Regions from separate parts of the Mus musculus genome. Here region 1 is linked to region 2. The links are chromatin loops, found by intact Hi-C in ENCODE. Cell type or tissue: heart. All regions are shown on one strand. Links, peaks and the distances in the headings refer to the core of each region. The heading gives the core; the rest is flanking DNA. Region 1 overlaps Srpx (sushi-repeat-containing protein). Region 2 holds the start of Rpgr (retinitis pigmentosa GTPase regulator).

What was found. Hi-C counts contacts between places; a loop is a spot of excess contacts. Peaks named below come from ENCODE experiments on the same cell type or tissue, not always from the same donor. Only the 100,000 strongest peaks of a DNase experiment are listed, where the experiment ranks them.
Region 1: a loop joins it to region 2, with 2.7 times the contacts of the local background. A loop is called at or near these places in 2 of 42 quality-filtered maps.

What each region holds. Positions count from the first base shown.
Region 1 is chrX:10,030,037-10,038,380 of GRCm38, reverse strand. It overlaps Srpx (sushi-repeat-containing protein), which reads left to right. Exons shown (of 10, transcript NM_016911.5): 10 at 1-404. Among named protein-coding and RNA genes, the nearest start is that of Srpx, 83 kb to the left of the region's middle. In heart, for the core only: a CTCF peak has its summit at 3,527 (motif pointing left); no DNase peak of the experiment used is centred there.
Region 2 is chrX:10,213,814-10,222,142 of GRCm38, reverse strand. It overlaps Rpgr (retinitis pigmentosa GTPase regulator), which reads left to right and starts at 5,348. Exons shown (of 17, transcript NM_011285.2): 1 at 5,348-5,591. The coding sequence starts at 5,450. In heart, for the core only: a CTCF peak has its summit at 5,264; a DNase peak (open chromatin) is centred at 5,402; H3K4me3 peaks cover 1,473 bases; H3K27ac peaks cover 863 bases.

The DNA of each region.
Region 1 (8,344 bases), core at 178-8,177, 180 kb after region 2:
AGACAAAGCTACATGATGTTCATACTGAAACTGAGTAGACTTTTTCCCCAATGTAATATAAAAAAAACTATTTACAAATCACTTCCCTCATATGAGGTACTATAAGTAGTCCAGAGAGGTTTAAAGTATACAAGGGGATTCACATGGATTCCATGTAAGTACTGGACGATTTGATATCACAAGTCGAATGACTGTTGGGATCCTGGAACCAATCATTCCTGAGTTTGTGAATGAACAAGCATGATGGGCCAGTAGGGCTGTATTCTTGACTGCACCCCACCCAGAGAGGTGACAATTCAGAGGTTGTACATCAGACCCCTTTTCAGATATTTCTATTTTTAAATGATTGAGCCTAGAAAAAAAATCACACATTGGCATTTAATAAACAATTAGATTGTACTCCTAGGCGAATATTTGTACACATTTCTGGTATCACTTCGGCCTATAATCTATTCTTTTTTTTTTCCTTAAAGCTTTCCCTCCTTTCTTTTTTTTTCCTTTTTTTTATTAGGTATTTAGCTCATTTACATTTCCAATGCTATCCCAAAAGTCCCCCATAACCTCCGCCCCCACTCCCCTATCCACCCATTCCCACTTTTTGGCCATGGCGTTCCCCTATACTGGGGCATATAAAGTTTGCATGTCCAATGGGCCTCTCTTTCCATTGATGGCCGACTAGGGCATCTTTTGATACATATGCAGCTAGAGTCAAGAGCTCCGGGGTACTGGTTAGTTCATAATGTTGTTCCACCCATAGGGTTGCAGATCCCTTCAGCTCCTTGGGTATTTTCTCTAGCTCCTCCATTGTTCTTAAACAAAATAGTGAAATTATAGAATGCTCAAGTTCCAACATATAGTGCCTGAAGACAGGCAGTAGGGTAAACAATATTCTCACAGAAGATTAGGCAGAGTAAACGCCAACCCTTGAATGGATTTGAATTCTATGTAGAAAACTGTATCATTTTCCTCTTTTACAGTAAAAACCACTCTTTAACTACTGCTTCATTTATATGTATCAGATTAAAGGAATACAACACAAATAGTGGATAAATGTCAAATGATAATGACCTTTACAAACTGCCCTGTGCCCATGGGATAATAGCAGGAAAGGAAGTTACCTGACTTATTCAAAGCATTCTTTCTGGTCACTTTGTATCACTTTGACCCTCACCCAAAATACACAGATTATTTGAAGATGAATGGATACCCAGATGACCTGTTATGTTTCAAAATAAAACACTCTATAAGAAAACGCAGGAAACACTTCAACATTATCAATTGCTATCTCTAGAATACAGGTTTCTCCATTAGCAGTTCACATGTGTATTTTTTTTTTAAATACACATTTCAAACTCCTTGAAAGAAACAGCTAGAACTAGGGAGTTAGATCAGATCAGTTGGTAAAAGCGCTTGCTTGTTGTGTAAACTTGGGTACCTGAGTTCAACTTCCAGCATCCATGCGAAGAGTCACAATTCTTAACCTCAGGTTTTCACATGCCAGGATACATATCTATATGTATATAACAACCTACTGCATGAATCTACAAACACACACACACACACACACACACACACACACACTCCTGACTTTTAGTTGTCACATGTTATCTCATGTGCATGTGTTATGTGTGTATGTGTTAGAGTGTGTGTATGTGTGTGTGGGAGAAAGAGGCAGAGACAGAGAGAGAGAGAGAGAGAGAGAGAGAGAGAGAGAGAGAGAGAGAGAGAGAGAGAAAGAGAGATACAGGATACATGGGTACACTCTTGGGCATATGTGTTCAGGAAAAAACTGGAAAGTTAAATGAGCTGGTCAGATAGAAAACAACACCTGCTCAGTAGATGACAGCTGAAATCCCAATTCAATTCCTTAAAGTTAGCAGGCCAGCTTAGAACCTGTCATGACTCCCAAAACACACCTGCCTATCTCAGCAATCACTTAGAAAGGCAAACAGTTTGTTTTTAGAATCTGGGTCACCCCATCTGGCTTTTTATTGAGACTTACCTCATCACTTTTCAGTTGCTATGATTTTTCTGACTTCTTCATCTTTTAAAGTAAAAACACTACACATTTTATATCTTCATTTAAGCCTCCTCTCACCTCTAACCCTACACAGGTATGTATTATAATATGCCTTGAGTAAAGCCCCCAAATCTAAAGTTTGTCTTCTTATAAGTGATGACTTTCTTCTAGTTTGCTATCTTTTGATTGTCCTTAATCTTTTGAGAAGGTGTATATTTTTTTTTATCCAAATATGGTTATTTTCTATAGGAGACTAGTTAAGTAGGAGTTTCTTAACCTTTATCAGAAAGTTGCTAAACAGTGAACTAGGATCTGGAAAAACTCAGTAATTGCCACAGAACCACAGATTTGACCACCACAAGCCTTCAGCTATTGGATTTGAATATAGACTGCTGGATGATGGAGAAGAAAGGCAGTAAAGTATTCAAAGCTTGTTGGACAAAGTCCAGGGTGTGGCTATCCAGATTGTTCCTTTATTATTGCAATTACATTACTCCTAAACTTAGTGGCCTAAAGCAACAATTGTTTTATTACCTCACAATTTCTGCAGGCTGGAGATTTTAGGGGAGACTTAGCTTGCCAAGTCTGTACTGAAGTCTCTGATGAAGCTGAAGTCACTTCATCTGCTATGACAGTCATCTGAAGACTTGTCTGGGCTAGGATATCAACTTCCAGAGTGGCTATCACATGACTGATTTTTGGACAGTACCTCTGTTCTTGCCCACGTGGACTTCATCACAAAGTGCTGTATTATTCTCAGAACTCCACAGTTGGTTTCCTCTAGTGGAAGTGACCTGAGTGATCAAAATAGAGGGAGACTTTCCATGAACAAGAAAAGAATTACAGATTACAAAGGAATGTGTAAAATTGGGAAAGACTTGCTATTGACTTTCAACTAAGAGATGTTAACAGTTGAAAGGAAGATCACCTCCTAACCCTTCACACACAGTGCCACTTCCTACTGACTAAGCATTCAAATCTATGAGCCTACAGGCTTTCCTTTTTATTGTTGTTATTATTATTTTCTCATCATCATTACCTCAGATTTCTGTCCCTCTATTCCCTTCCCTGAGACTCATTCCTCCTCCATTTACTTTCAATAAAACTGAGAAAGCCTCCCAGGGATATCAACTGAATATTGCATAATAAGTTATAATAAGAATAGATACAAATCCTCATCTCAAAGCTGGATAAAGCAATTCAGAAGGAGGAAAATAGTTCCAACCTCAGGAAAAAGATTCAGATTGCTGTCATCTGGCATTAACACGGTTGGGAATCCCACATGAATGCAAAATTACATAAACATACATATATGTGAAAGAGCTAGGTCAGACCCATACAGCCCTCATGTTTGTGACTTCTGTCTTTGTGAAGTCTTATGAGCCCCTTCATACCTGACTCTGTGGGCTTTGTTCTCCAAGGTGTCTTGGAACCCTCTGGCTCCTATAGTCCTTCCTCCTTCTCTTCTGCAGGATTCCCCTGGCTCCACCTAGTGCTTGGGTATGGATCTGCATCTGCCTCTCTGATGACAATTGGGTTAGACATTGATCTATGATAGGAGAATATCATTAGGAATTATTTCATTGACAGTTTTTTCTAACTAGTAATATTTTAATTAAAATAAGCAGATAAATTTGATTGATGATTTAATACCTTGACTATTCATTTTGTGTGAAAATTTTCTTTTTTGTTTCCAAGTTCAAATTATGCTTATATGATTTCAGCTTTTGCACTCTAATGACTGTAAATATTTTCTCAATTAGCATATTGTTACTTAAATTTTGAAAGTCTATTCTAGCATAATATTGCTATAATGGATTGTCAATATTTTATCTTGTCCAGTACTGGACCTTATTTTATGATAGCACATATTTTACTTCACCGATGATTCTCAAATTTTAGAATCACTAAGAGGGATTTTTTTAAAAAAGATTTTCAAGGAGCAATGTTTATTTGGTTTGTAATTCTGAATATTTCAAGGGAAATTTAAAAGTATTGGTTTTTGCTCTGGTGAGAACTTGATGTTAGTAGCATCATGATGTTGGGACAGCATGTGAGAAGAGACCTCATGCCAACACATGTAGTCAGAGAAATTAGTGTCCAAATTCACAACACAGATGGCCTCTGAGTATCTCAGAAGTGTCCACTTCTTAAAGATTCAATTCTAACTTCCACCTCACACCAGTCGGAATGGCTAGGATTAAAAATTCAGGTGACAGCAGATGCTGGCGAGGATGTGGAGAAAGAGGAATACTCCTCCATTGCTGTTAGGATTACAAGCTGTTACAACCACTCTGGAAATCAGTTTGGCGGTTCCTCAGAAAATTGGACATGGTACTACCGGAAGATCCAGCAATACCTCTCCTGGGCATATACCCAGAAAATGTACCAACTTGTAATAAGGACACATGCTCCACTATGTTCATAGCAGCCTTATTTAATAATAGCCAGAAGCTGGAAAGAACCCAGATGTCCCTCAACAGAGGAATGGATACAGACAATGTGGTACATTTACACAATGGAGTACTACTCAGCTATTAAAACAATGACTTTATGAAATTCTTAGGCAAATGGATGCATCTGGAGGATATCATCCTGAGTGAGGTAACCCAATCACAAAAGAACACACATGATATGCACTTACTGATAAGTAGATATTAGCCCAGAAACTTAGAAGACCCAAGATACAATTTGCAAAACCCATGAAACTCAAGAAGAAGGAAGACCAAAGTGTGGATACTTCGGTCCTTCTTAGAATGGAGAACAAAATACCCATGGAAGGAGTTACAGAGACAAAGCTCAGAGCTGAGTTGGAAGGACCATCCAGAGACTGCGCCACCCGGGGATTCATCCCATAAACTGTGGATCAATGGGCTATGCACAGACAGCCTGGTCTCCAGTCAAGCTTAGGTCTTGAACCCCGGTGGGATCTGGTGGGTGGTAATTTCCACCTACATGGGGCGGAAGGCATGCGATCATGTCTCCTGGATCCCTGGCTCCTGTCAAAGTTACTGCTCCCACAGCCCCCACAAGAGAGGCATGTGGCTAGTAGTCCCGTAGACAATGTTCCAAGCTTCTGGCCTTCTGGCTAGACTCTTCCACACAGTCAGGTAGGAACAGTACCAAGCCTTCCCACATGCAAATAAGGTTTTCCCCAAACTCTCAGTCCAATCCAATGAGAGGTACCTGCTGTCGAACCCTGAATCACCCCCAGAACTGTATATAAATCCATCCAGGGAATTAAAGGTGCATGTGAACTACTCCTTCATCTGAGTCTTTTGTTCCAAGAGCTGTATGTAACACTTGGGAAGAAATCTTCTCCCCTGAAGAATCACATGAAGTCCCGTCACAATACTCACTGGATAGTTGGCTTCTCATTGTTCCAGCCAGACCTGACTCAGTTCAGAGCAGCTAGGAGTTACTGAGTGACCTGGAAGGCACGGCAGAGACTTCGTCTCCCTGCCTGCACTCACTTCCCTTCACTGGAACTCTTGCACCAGACCTGGACAGAGATCTCCATTGAAAACCTCTGGTACCCACAATAAACAACCACCAAACCCAGGCACTATTGCATATGCCAGCAAGATTTTGCTGACAGGACCCTGGTATAGCTGTCTCTTGTGAGGCTATGCCAGTGCCTGGCAAATACAGAAGTGCTCACAGTCATCTATTGGATGGAACACAGGGCCCCCAATGAAGGAGCTAGAGAAAGTACCCAAGGAGCTAAAGGGGTCTGCAACCCTACAGGAGGGATTATTTTTTATTCACTTCATATTCTAATCACTAATCCCTGACACCAGCTCTTACCTCACACAGTTCATCCTCATATTCCCCATCCTCTTCTTCTCTGACAGGGTGGATTCCTCACTTCTCCCACCCCCGCCACTGGGTATCCCTACCCTGACACATCAAGTCTCTGCAGGGCTAGGCAGGCCCTCTCCCATGGAGGCCAGACAAAACACCCAATTAAGGGAAGATATTCCACATACAGGCAACAGCTTTGTGGATTGCACCCACTACAGTTGTTAGGAGACCCACATGGAGAATGAACTGCTCAAGCCTATGTAAGCTCTGTAGTTGGCGATTCATTTTCTGAGATCCTCTATGGGACCAGGTTAGTTCACTCTGTATATTTTCCTGAAGAATTCCTATCTACTTTAGGACCCTCAATCTTTCCCTCAACTCTTCCATAAGAGTCCCTGACATATATCTAATATTTGGCCATAGGTCTCTGCATCTGTTTCAACTTTTGGGTGGAGTCTCTCAGAGGACAGTTATGCTAATCATCTACATCAAAGCATAACAGAGTATCATTAACAGTGACAGGGATTGGTACTTGCCCATGGGATGTGTCTCAAGTTGGGCCAGTTGATGGTTGGACATCTCTAAGTCTCTGATCCAACTTTGTCCCTGCATTTCTTGGAGACAAGATAATTTTGAGTAGAAAGTTTTATAGGTAGGTTTCTGTTCTTATCTCTCCAATAGGGTTCCTGCCTGGCTACAGGAGGTGGCCCCTTAGGTACAAGATCCACACTGCGGCGAGTCTCAACTAAGGTCACCCTTATGGACTCCTGGGAGCCTCCCCCATCCTAGATTTCTGGTACATTCTCAAATACACCCCACCCCATCCCCAACCTAACATGCTGCAGATTTCTATTCATTCTTCTGGCCCTCTGGCTCTCTCTCCTGTCTCTCCCAACACATGATCCTGAACCTCTCCCCCTGTTTACGTCCCCATGCCATCTCCCACCCAGTACCCTCCATCCATCTGCCTCATATGAGTATTTTATGAGTATTTCTAAGACAGGTGGACAATAACCTGGAATTGTGGGCCACATAAACCTTTTTCTGTTGCTTTTTGTTGGGATAATTGCAACAGCAACAGAAATGAAACCAGAACCCAGGGGTAGCACTGGGACCATGCCAGAGAAGGACAGTATTAAGTACTAGAGAGGGGGTTCTGATTTAATATCTGATTAAAGGATCTGCATCAGCCCCAAGAAACTTCCCCTCCTGTAGTATTATTGTTTTCAATTTTGACAGACAAAGCTTTCTCCATTAGTCTGAGGGTTCCCCATCTCTAAGACTGGAGGCCATGGAAAGTGGATGTGATAACTATGAGGAGCCATACTTACTAGGAAATAAAGGTATCCATAATCAGCTGCAACCACAGGCATATGAAGGAAGCCATTTATTGCTAGGAAAAGAGGCAGCATTGATTAAAACTATACCACCAAGCAGTAGGAAATGATTGAAACCCTCAGCATAGGTGTGGGAAAGAAGATGACTCCATCTTCTGCTGTCTGAAAAAACAGATACACTCTCCATGGAGAAAAAAAAAAAAACAAAAAACAAAACCAGACTTCCAAGTGAATTTGTAGTTGTAACTTAGGGAAATAAAATACACACAAAACAAACAATATTCCCAAGTAAAGAGTAAGCATAGAAAGAGTATCTTGACTTAGCTAAATATAAGTGCTTTGAGAGGATTAAACCCAAGCTTATATTTGCATAAGAGACTAATAGTAACTATTACTAAACACTCTTTGGATTGGTCCACACATATACCTTCATTTGAATAAAATGCCTATACCATCAGCAAAAGTAAGCAATGTGTTGAATGGTGAAAATATAATCCTTCATTTGCATAGGAGGCATTTTGTGATTGGTATAAAATGAATAGTGATATTGGTCAAAACATAAGGCTTCATTTCTATAAAATGCTTATTTCAGTTGGAGAATGGTTTCATTGGTGAAAACTTAGTTTTTCATTTCCATAGTTATGCTATTCTGACTGGTTTGAAAGTGAGTTTCATGATTGGTCCAAATATAAGTCTCTGTTTACATAAATTGCTGACATGTCAGTGATCAAATGGAGAATGCCAGTGATTGGTGCAGAGTCCTTCTGGCATGTTAGCTCTGTCATGACTGGTTTAAAAATGACTGGTATAATTGGTCCAAATACAAGCCTTCATTTGCATAAAATGGTTATTCTTGACAGTGATAAATACAGAATACTCTAGTGCATACATGGTCCTTCATTTGCATGGTAAGGCTACTGTGGCTTGGCTAAAATTTAGTGCTGTGATTGGTTTTACCTCAACCCTTCATTTGCATAAGAATATTGGTTTAAACTGGTACAAAACACTCTTTGTAGTGGTACAAACAAAAACCTTCATTTAAACATGACACATATGTCACCAGTAACAGTAAATATAGCTTTGACTGATAAAAACATGGTCCTTCATTCGCAAATTAAGGCTATTGTGAATTGTTGAAAAATGAGTGTTGTGATTGGTCCAAATACAAGCCTTCTTTTAAATA
Region 2 (8,329 bases), core at 330-8,329:
AATCTTTATTTGCAAATGATATGGTAAGTGACTCTAAGAGTTCTACAAGGAAACTCCTATAGCTGAAACTTTCAGCAAGCAGCTGGAACAAAATGCAGTAGCCATCCTATAAACAAATGACAAATGGACTGAGAAAGAAATCAGGGAAACAACATCTTTCTAAATATCCTCAAATAATATAACCTATCCTGGAGTAACTCTAACAAGTAAGTAAAAGATTTATAGGATAAAAATTAAGACATTGAAAAATTTGAAGAAGATATCAGAAGATGGAAAGATTTCCCATGCTCATGGCTATAGGATCAACAGCAAAAATGGCCACCCTAGTAAAAGCAACCTATAGATTCCAGGCAATCCCCATCAAAATTCTAATACAATTCTTTGCAGATTTTGAAAAGACAATTTTTAGCTTCATAAAAACCACAGAAAGTCCAAGATAGATAAAACTATCCCGAATAATAAAAGAGCTGCTAGAGGTATCATATAAGAATGTACAGAGACTGAAGTAGCATGTGCAGGGCCTGCACAGGTCCTTTTCATATACATTATGGCTTCCAGGTTAGTATTTCTATGGGATTCCTAAGTGTGTGAACAACTGGGTCTCTGTTTCTTGTGCCTGCTCTTGGGCTCTTTTCCTTTTGTTTTTTGGTTCTGTCTAATTCCAGTGGGTTCGGGTTTTTTTTTTTATCTTATAATATTTTATTTAATTATTAAAACATTTCAAAAATCCAATATATCATTAGAAGCTGTCTTAGGCAGGGTTTCTATTCCTGCACAAACATCATGACCAAGAAGCAGTTGGGGAAGAAAGGGTTTATTCAGCTTATACTTCCACATTGCTGTTCATCACCAAGGAAGTCAGGACTGGAACTCAAGCAGGTCAGAAAGCAGGAGCTGATGCAGAGGCCATGGAGGGATGTTCTTTACTGGCTTGCTTCCCCTGGCTTGCTCAGCCTGCTCTCTTATAGAACCCAAGACTACCCAGAGATGGTCCCACCCACAAGGGGCCTTTCCCCCTTGATCACTAATTGAGAAAATGCCTTACAGCTGGATCTCGTGGAGGCATTTCCCCAACTGAAGCTCCTTTCTCTGTGATAACTCCAGCCGGTGTCAAGTTGACCCAAAAACTAGCCAGTACAGAAGCTCTCAGTGAGCTCTGCTGTTTAGGGATCTCCCAACGTATTTTTTTTTTTTTGAAGTACCGACACACCTGCTTATGTTCCTGCAACTTGAGGAACAGTGAAGGCAGTTGCATTGTAATGTGGCACAAAATTCAAATCCTGGAAGAGTTTCTTCAATGCTGGCAAATAAGAAATGAAGTTCAGGGAGGAAACACAGCCCATCAAATGTCTTTCTTATTCGTACATGCTTTTATTTTTAGTTGACAAAAACATCCTCAGAAATTACTCCCAGCTAGATGTAATACAGTCAATAGCCAAGACTTCTACTTTTTTTTTCCCAGATATGTAAAATTCATGAGAACCAACACAATTTCCCAAGGATTATCTGAGTTTTTGGCTGTGTGTGCATCAGAAGGGAATACAATACATATGTGACATGAATATACCTAAAAGCAGAGATTTTTTTTTACCATTTATTTAAAAAAAGCATGCAAATTTCCATCCTAGTAAAACGGCCATGCTCTTTTATTTTTACATAAAGAATTCCTTTTTGACCTAATAGTTCATACTTCAGGACATGGCATCTTCATTTTTTTTTTCAAAATTAATCAATGTTTTGATTTTAGAATCACCAATGCCAAGAATGCTATTTTGCATAAATATACAATTAAAAACAGTAGAAATATCTTGAAACTGTTTGAAAAATTCTTGGAAAAAAATCTGTCCTAATCCCACACCAAATTTCATTTAATGACTTTTTTTAAATGAAATTTCAGTCTGCAATTAAAATAGTGAGTTTTAAAAATCAAGTATTCTAAGGCACTATAATCCATATAACAATTTGATGATTACTAGCTAAGAAATGACACTAAGAAAATATAAAACGTGTTTTTTTAATTAAAGCATCATGTTCTTGTATATACAACAAACATATAACAATACCTCTAAGCTGAAGAACAGCAGCAGTTTGCTCACACTGCATGTTTATGAGAGCACACACAGTTCAAAGTGCACAGGTCCTGTGTTTAGGAGTGAGGCTGTAGGAAAGTCACAGGAGACAACACAGGTGATTGATGGCCAGAAACCCCTCAGCTCATTACACATTTGATTCTAAATTTATCTTTTGGTCATTATGTGTTCCAAAACCTTCCACTGTTGGCAAACATTTTGTGGCCCTCCATATTCAGTTTCATGACAACATAGGATAAATAGTACAAATGACAGTTTGGAAAGCTGCAACTTAGACACTTCATGCTCTCCAACTGTCAGGATTGTGGGAGAGGCCCTTATTGTTTTTGAAGGGCCAGTGGCTCTCCTTTAATTTCCAGTCCCCTTGCAATGCACACAAAACTGGAAAAACACATCTATTCTGATCTAAAACACAGAATTTCTAGCCTCATTCTGTTGCCTTCATGAGGTAACCAAGGAGGTCACGCTTACAATGCAGCTAAAGCATGCTTATACTTCCATCAGTATCCCAGGCGCCCATGGGACCCGCTGAAACCACTGAGCCTTGCTAGGCATGCTGCAGGAATAAAAATGACACTTTTGAGCCGTTGCCAAGATTTGAGTGCTATTTCCATCGTGGCACACATGGCCTGGCTTTGCCTTCCAGTACAGTGAGCATAGCCAACTTTGCCTTGTTTCTAATACCTACTGGTATTAAGTGCTACTGTATTCTGGGCACTAAGATAGAAGCTAGACATTCATTACCTCGGATGTCTAAGACATTTCCTGAGATAGAGCATATGAACAGATAATATATAATATAAATGATCTAAGGTGCCATCATAGCTGTATGTGTGTGTGGCACCCTTAGATTATAAATATTAGATGAATCAAAAGTATCAATATTATATTGTAAGGGGAATTTTATTCTTCTCTTCTTCTCTGCTAGAAAGCTGTGTGTCTGAGCTAATGCCAGCGTCTCCACCATATTCTCTGGATGCAAGGCCTTGCTGTCTTCCAGGATTTCTATTCTATTACTTTTCTGAAGAAGGATTCTCTCCGCATCTATTCAATTGGACCTCCCAGTGGTATCATACATTGCTTAGTTTAACAGAAGCCCTCCTTTCACCCCTCTTCCCGGCTCAAATGCTGCTTCCTCTCTTCCTGGGTCCCTCTGCACTTACTGTCTCGAATGCTGATGCTCAAGGGATGCTTTTCCCTCAGCGTCTCCAACTTCCTACTCCAATACTGTTTCCTCTTCCATTGCCCCAGCAAACCGCTCTTTTTATAACACAGAGAATGATCACCATATTTCTAACTTCAGAAGGTAATTCGGTGTCATTTAATTTGTACACATTATGTGGACAATTTGATTATACTCTTGTTTGGTGCAGTATTTTCCAGTCTCTCTCTCTCTCTCTCTCTCTCTCTCTCTCTCTCTCTCATCACCTTTTAAGCCTTATAACCCATTGCTAGGATATCATACTTCGGCATTCTTCACGATTCACCTTAGATTCCTTTGTCCTTCCCTTTCCTTCTTTCACCTGTTCCCGAGACTGCCATGATAGCGTTGATCCAGGAGTTCCATAAGTGTCTGGCTCCATCTGGACCTTCTGTGCATCAGTTGCTTGCTGTGCTCAGCAACTCCACCTGACTTTCCTATGTGTTCAAGGGCTGAGCTCACTATCTCTTCCATTACCTTACTGACCTAACTCTAACCTCCTCTGCTCCTTGCATAGCACTTCCCATCTCTGTAAACGGCACCACCCTTGCCTAGATACTTATGTGAGAAACCAGCGTGGAAGTGCTCAGCACTGACTTATGCTCTGAAATTTATTTTTAGAAGTCAATGAAATAACAGGATAAGCAAAGAAAGTCTTTAAATATTCTGATTTTTCTCATCATGATTGTTATGAGCCTTTAGACATGAGTATTAAGTTCTCCTCAAAATAAGTTAAGTTACCTTTTTTGTTCCTTTCTGCTGATGTAAGTTATATGATAGGTCAGCATTTTCCAAGAGTTGACAACTAGACACCATTTCCTGTGTGCCAAAATACTGAACTTCGGGCAGCCTGACCACTTTTGTACCTAAATACCTGTAATAGCCTTTGAATTGCCTCTCAGTGCTCAAACTGCTTGTCAGAAAAGCAGCCCAAACAGGTAGAATCACTTCAAGAACATGCATAACTGGTCCTTTCCTATCACTTCTGAGCTTAAAGCTCCTCCATGACTTTCCATAGTCTTTAGGATAAAGCGTCCGATTCTGTGGACATGCCATCTCACCTCGAACCAGCCTCAGCAAGGTCCTGGGAGGAACTGATCACTTTATCAGTCTTTGCATACAGTTAACTATGTCCAGACTTCTTTAATTTCATTCAGTTTCTTTGGCTTCAGACCTTCCTGACTTTGTCGTCATCAGACAAGCTTTTGTCTTTCTTAAATCCCTGTTCCCAGGTCGGTGCTCCTTGCTAAGCATCTTTACTAGAATCTCATCCTCAACTTTAGTTTGTACACAAGTGATTGGATTCTATTCCCTCTTTCCTTCCTAATAAAAGTGCCCTGAGTAAGTGTAGGTAATAACTCTCGAATTCTGGGAGCCTTAAATTCAGTTGTGCTTGATTGAGACCCAACTACCTCAGGTATACAAATGGACTCATCCTGGAAGATTTTCTTCCTATTTATTTTATTGTGGCCAACTATTATGGGTGGAAAACCAAGGTTTATCCAGAAAAATATAATATTTCAGAGGAAATTGTATAGATCTTGGCCCTTTAGTTTTATAGGAGATGCAGGCGGACTGTTTAGACCTCAGGCTAAACAACCTGAACTGTGCTTCTCTTCCTATGTTTAATTGGCATATCCGCAAACAGGAATGGCATTATTCAACTTGCATGATTGTAATAACATTTATTACGACCATTTATTCAATAAGGATCTAATGTGTGCATCGAGTATATTTGTTTTGTTCCTAGGATTGCAAATGACATTTGGGATGTAAACCGCCTAGTACCTTGCTGTGTTACAGATTGTTAGTCCTAGTGTGTTGTCAAAGCTGTGCGTTGACGTTTGCATGAGTCACAGAAGTTAGGGCTATGTGAGACATGATGTTGTCACCATATCCCCTCTAGGTCCCTGCATGGCCAGGATCCCTTCAGAAGTAGATGCGCTCCAGAGTCTGCAGCATGGCCGCTTCCAATCGCGACCGCTAGAGGGTGTGCGGTCGCTTACCGCCGCGACCATGGCATCTGCGCTTGCGCCTCACTGACACAGCTTCCGCCAGCCTCCTTCCAAAAGCCTTTCGCCCCTCCCCGCCCCGCAAGGCTCCGCCTCCGTTGCCCCTAGCGTCTGTTTGTTGACTTCCGGGAGCACAGTAGTGGTCTATGCCAAGAGGGTCGCGATGGGGGTCCCAGGGGGTAGGGCAGCACCTTAGGCTCAATCGAGTCGCCCCTGCTATCTTTCCGAAGCAGGCACAGATTCCGTTCGCAGGCTTCGGCATGGCGGAATCTGAGTCACTGGTGCCCGGTGAGTCGCGCGCCCCCAGTCGTGGCGGCTGGCCTGGAGGGAGGGTCCGCGGGCGGGCGGGCGGGCGACAGGCCAGGCCCCGCCTCCGAGCCGGCCCCGTAGTGGTACAGGCCGCAACCTGAGCCTCAGTCAACCGCCTTAGATTTGCGTTTGGGAATAAATAAATTCCCTTTGTCGGGCTGGAGGAAGGGACAGGGACATGAGGGACCCTGTGTGTGTTATTAGCAAGCTGAAATAATGGCTTTTCTTGGAGGCGGCGGCAGCCATTATTCTCTCGCGAAGCATCCCAGGGTCTCTAAACATTTGAGCAAGCGGATGTCCCCAGGACCCGGTTAGGTACAGAATTCAGTAACGAGTGGAATGCGGGGTGAAAGGTTAAAAAGAATGGAAGAAACGAACTGGATAAAGAGAGGAGGGCCTTCGGTGAATTTTTTTTTTTTTTTAAGACTGACTGTCGTGAAGTCTTTTAAAATTATGACTCCGTACGGCTTCCGTACCGGGTAGCCCAGGTAGACATTTCCTGGAGCAGCATTTATTATAAGCGTAGAGTTATAGAGTTGTTCAGCTAAAATGGTGGTCATAATCTACTGAACTGGTTTTTGCATATACTCTAATGGGCTGTTACTAGCATTATGAAAAATAACCACTATATTTGAGCAGAATTGGACATTTAAATATGTATTGCACTTTCTGCTGTGGTCTTGGCTCAAACAGAATTTGATTCTACACCACTTGGAGCTCATACCTTAGTGAGGGTGCAAGAAAATAGTTACAATAGGCTTGACATTAGTTGGCAGAGGACAGAAAGGAACCACCCAACCTTGGTTTTTGGGTTAGGGGAGTGTCTGAAGAGAGATTCTGGGGAGCCAGAGTAAACACCGTTAAATAATTCCTTGTAGGGAAGCCTTGAATCATTTCGAGGTCCTTGCCTCCCAAGGCTCAGTGACTTGAGTCGAACTGGCTTGCTTCAAGCTTGTTCTCAAGTGGTTTAGTCCCGTGCACATTGATATATATTATTAATATTTACATTCAGTATGCTTTCTCTGGAAATTTCCCCCAAACTGGGTCTGACTTTCTATTTGAGTGGTGTGTGTGTGTGTGTGTGTGTGTGTTTAAATAGTTACTTGGAAATGTTAATGGATATTTAGTCTTTTGAAAATGATACTGGTCCAAGTCTGTGAATATTCCTCAGATCAGACAATGGCAGTTGAAGAATGTCAAATCTCAGCCTCCATCTCCAATCCCCATGGACTGATCCGTAGCTTGAACTCTCATTTCTTCTCAATGGGAACAGGAATACCCGAGGTGTTTCCGTAGTAAAACCTGGGTAATATGCTATCTTTCACACTGAAAGTATTGAAAGCTGTGTTTGATTTCCTACTCAGCATTCTAGTGATGTGAAAATGGTGGTAGAGTGATAAATAGTGTAGAAGGGAAGTTTTCTGTTTGAAACTTAGCACAAACTTCAGTGTAACTGATATTTCCTAGAGGAACGTCTTGTGCAATGGGTATAAGTAGCAAGGAAAACCTACACTATCAGTAATACAGTTGAGCAAATAAAATACTTATCAATAAATATTTTGGTAGCGAATCAATTAGAGAGATTGCTGTGTAGAGCATAATTAATTGCCATATGGCCTCTATTCATTGCAAGATTCTGAGAAACCAGTAATTTCCAATGTTTGTAATAGGACTTTACAGAGGTAGCCATCAGTTAATACATTGGAGATTACAGATTCTGTACTAGATTCCTTATTATAAAAGAGAGAATACAACCCTGTGTTTACAATATTGTAAATAGATTGTGTACAACAAACCTTTTCGTACCTGTGTTAAATTCAAGGCATAAGAATGTGTATTGGTATTTTAAACACCATTTAGAAATAACCATAATGATTAAAGGAGGAAGTTAAGGTTGGGTAAAGTAACCCATTGAGTATTGTATTAAGTATTAGATTAGGAATTTGAATACATGATTACCCTCCCATTTTAAAACATTTTCTCTCTCCCTTATCTCACTGTGTGTGCCAAATTTCTGGGAGTCTTTTCATTCTTATATGGGTGCTGGGGCTCATACTCTGATTGTGGTCTATTGACTTTTAAAGCCTTGTATAGGTTCCCATAGTGCAAGTGAAACAGTATGTAATAATATGCTTATGTCTGCCCTGCACCTAGCTTTAATGGACAGTCGCAAGCATTGTCAGTAAGAGTTTGGCATTTGTAGTAACATCCCTCCCTTGTATGCAAACACTGGCAATCCCTTGGAAGGGGTAAAGAAATTCCAAACTCACTTAGACCCTTCCCATGAATTTCCTGTGGTATTAACGAAAAAATGTGATACTGTTTCAGTTCTGAGTGTGGGGAAAATGTCCTTAGTCAGGGACCAGACTGTGGGGTCTTAACCAGAGTGAGTAGAGTTGTGTTTAATAAAATTCTTTTCTGCCTAATGTTAGGAACTTTTACACTTAACAGAGTCAGCTCATACATAGAAGGACAAAGTAACGTGCTTCAACACAGAAAGATACATTTGAAAAGTCTGATTTTTTTCTCTTACTTCTAGTTTTATGTCTAAAAAATATCAGCTCATTCGGGAGTTGGCTGTCCATCGAGTGTCAGCAGAACAATTAGTAATGGATGATGCTTATCTTGTCATTGTATATATTTACGTCATATCACTCAAGGAATAGCACATATTCAAATTAACAGATGTCATAGATGAAACTAAAATGAAGTCTGAG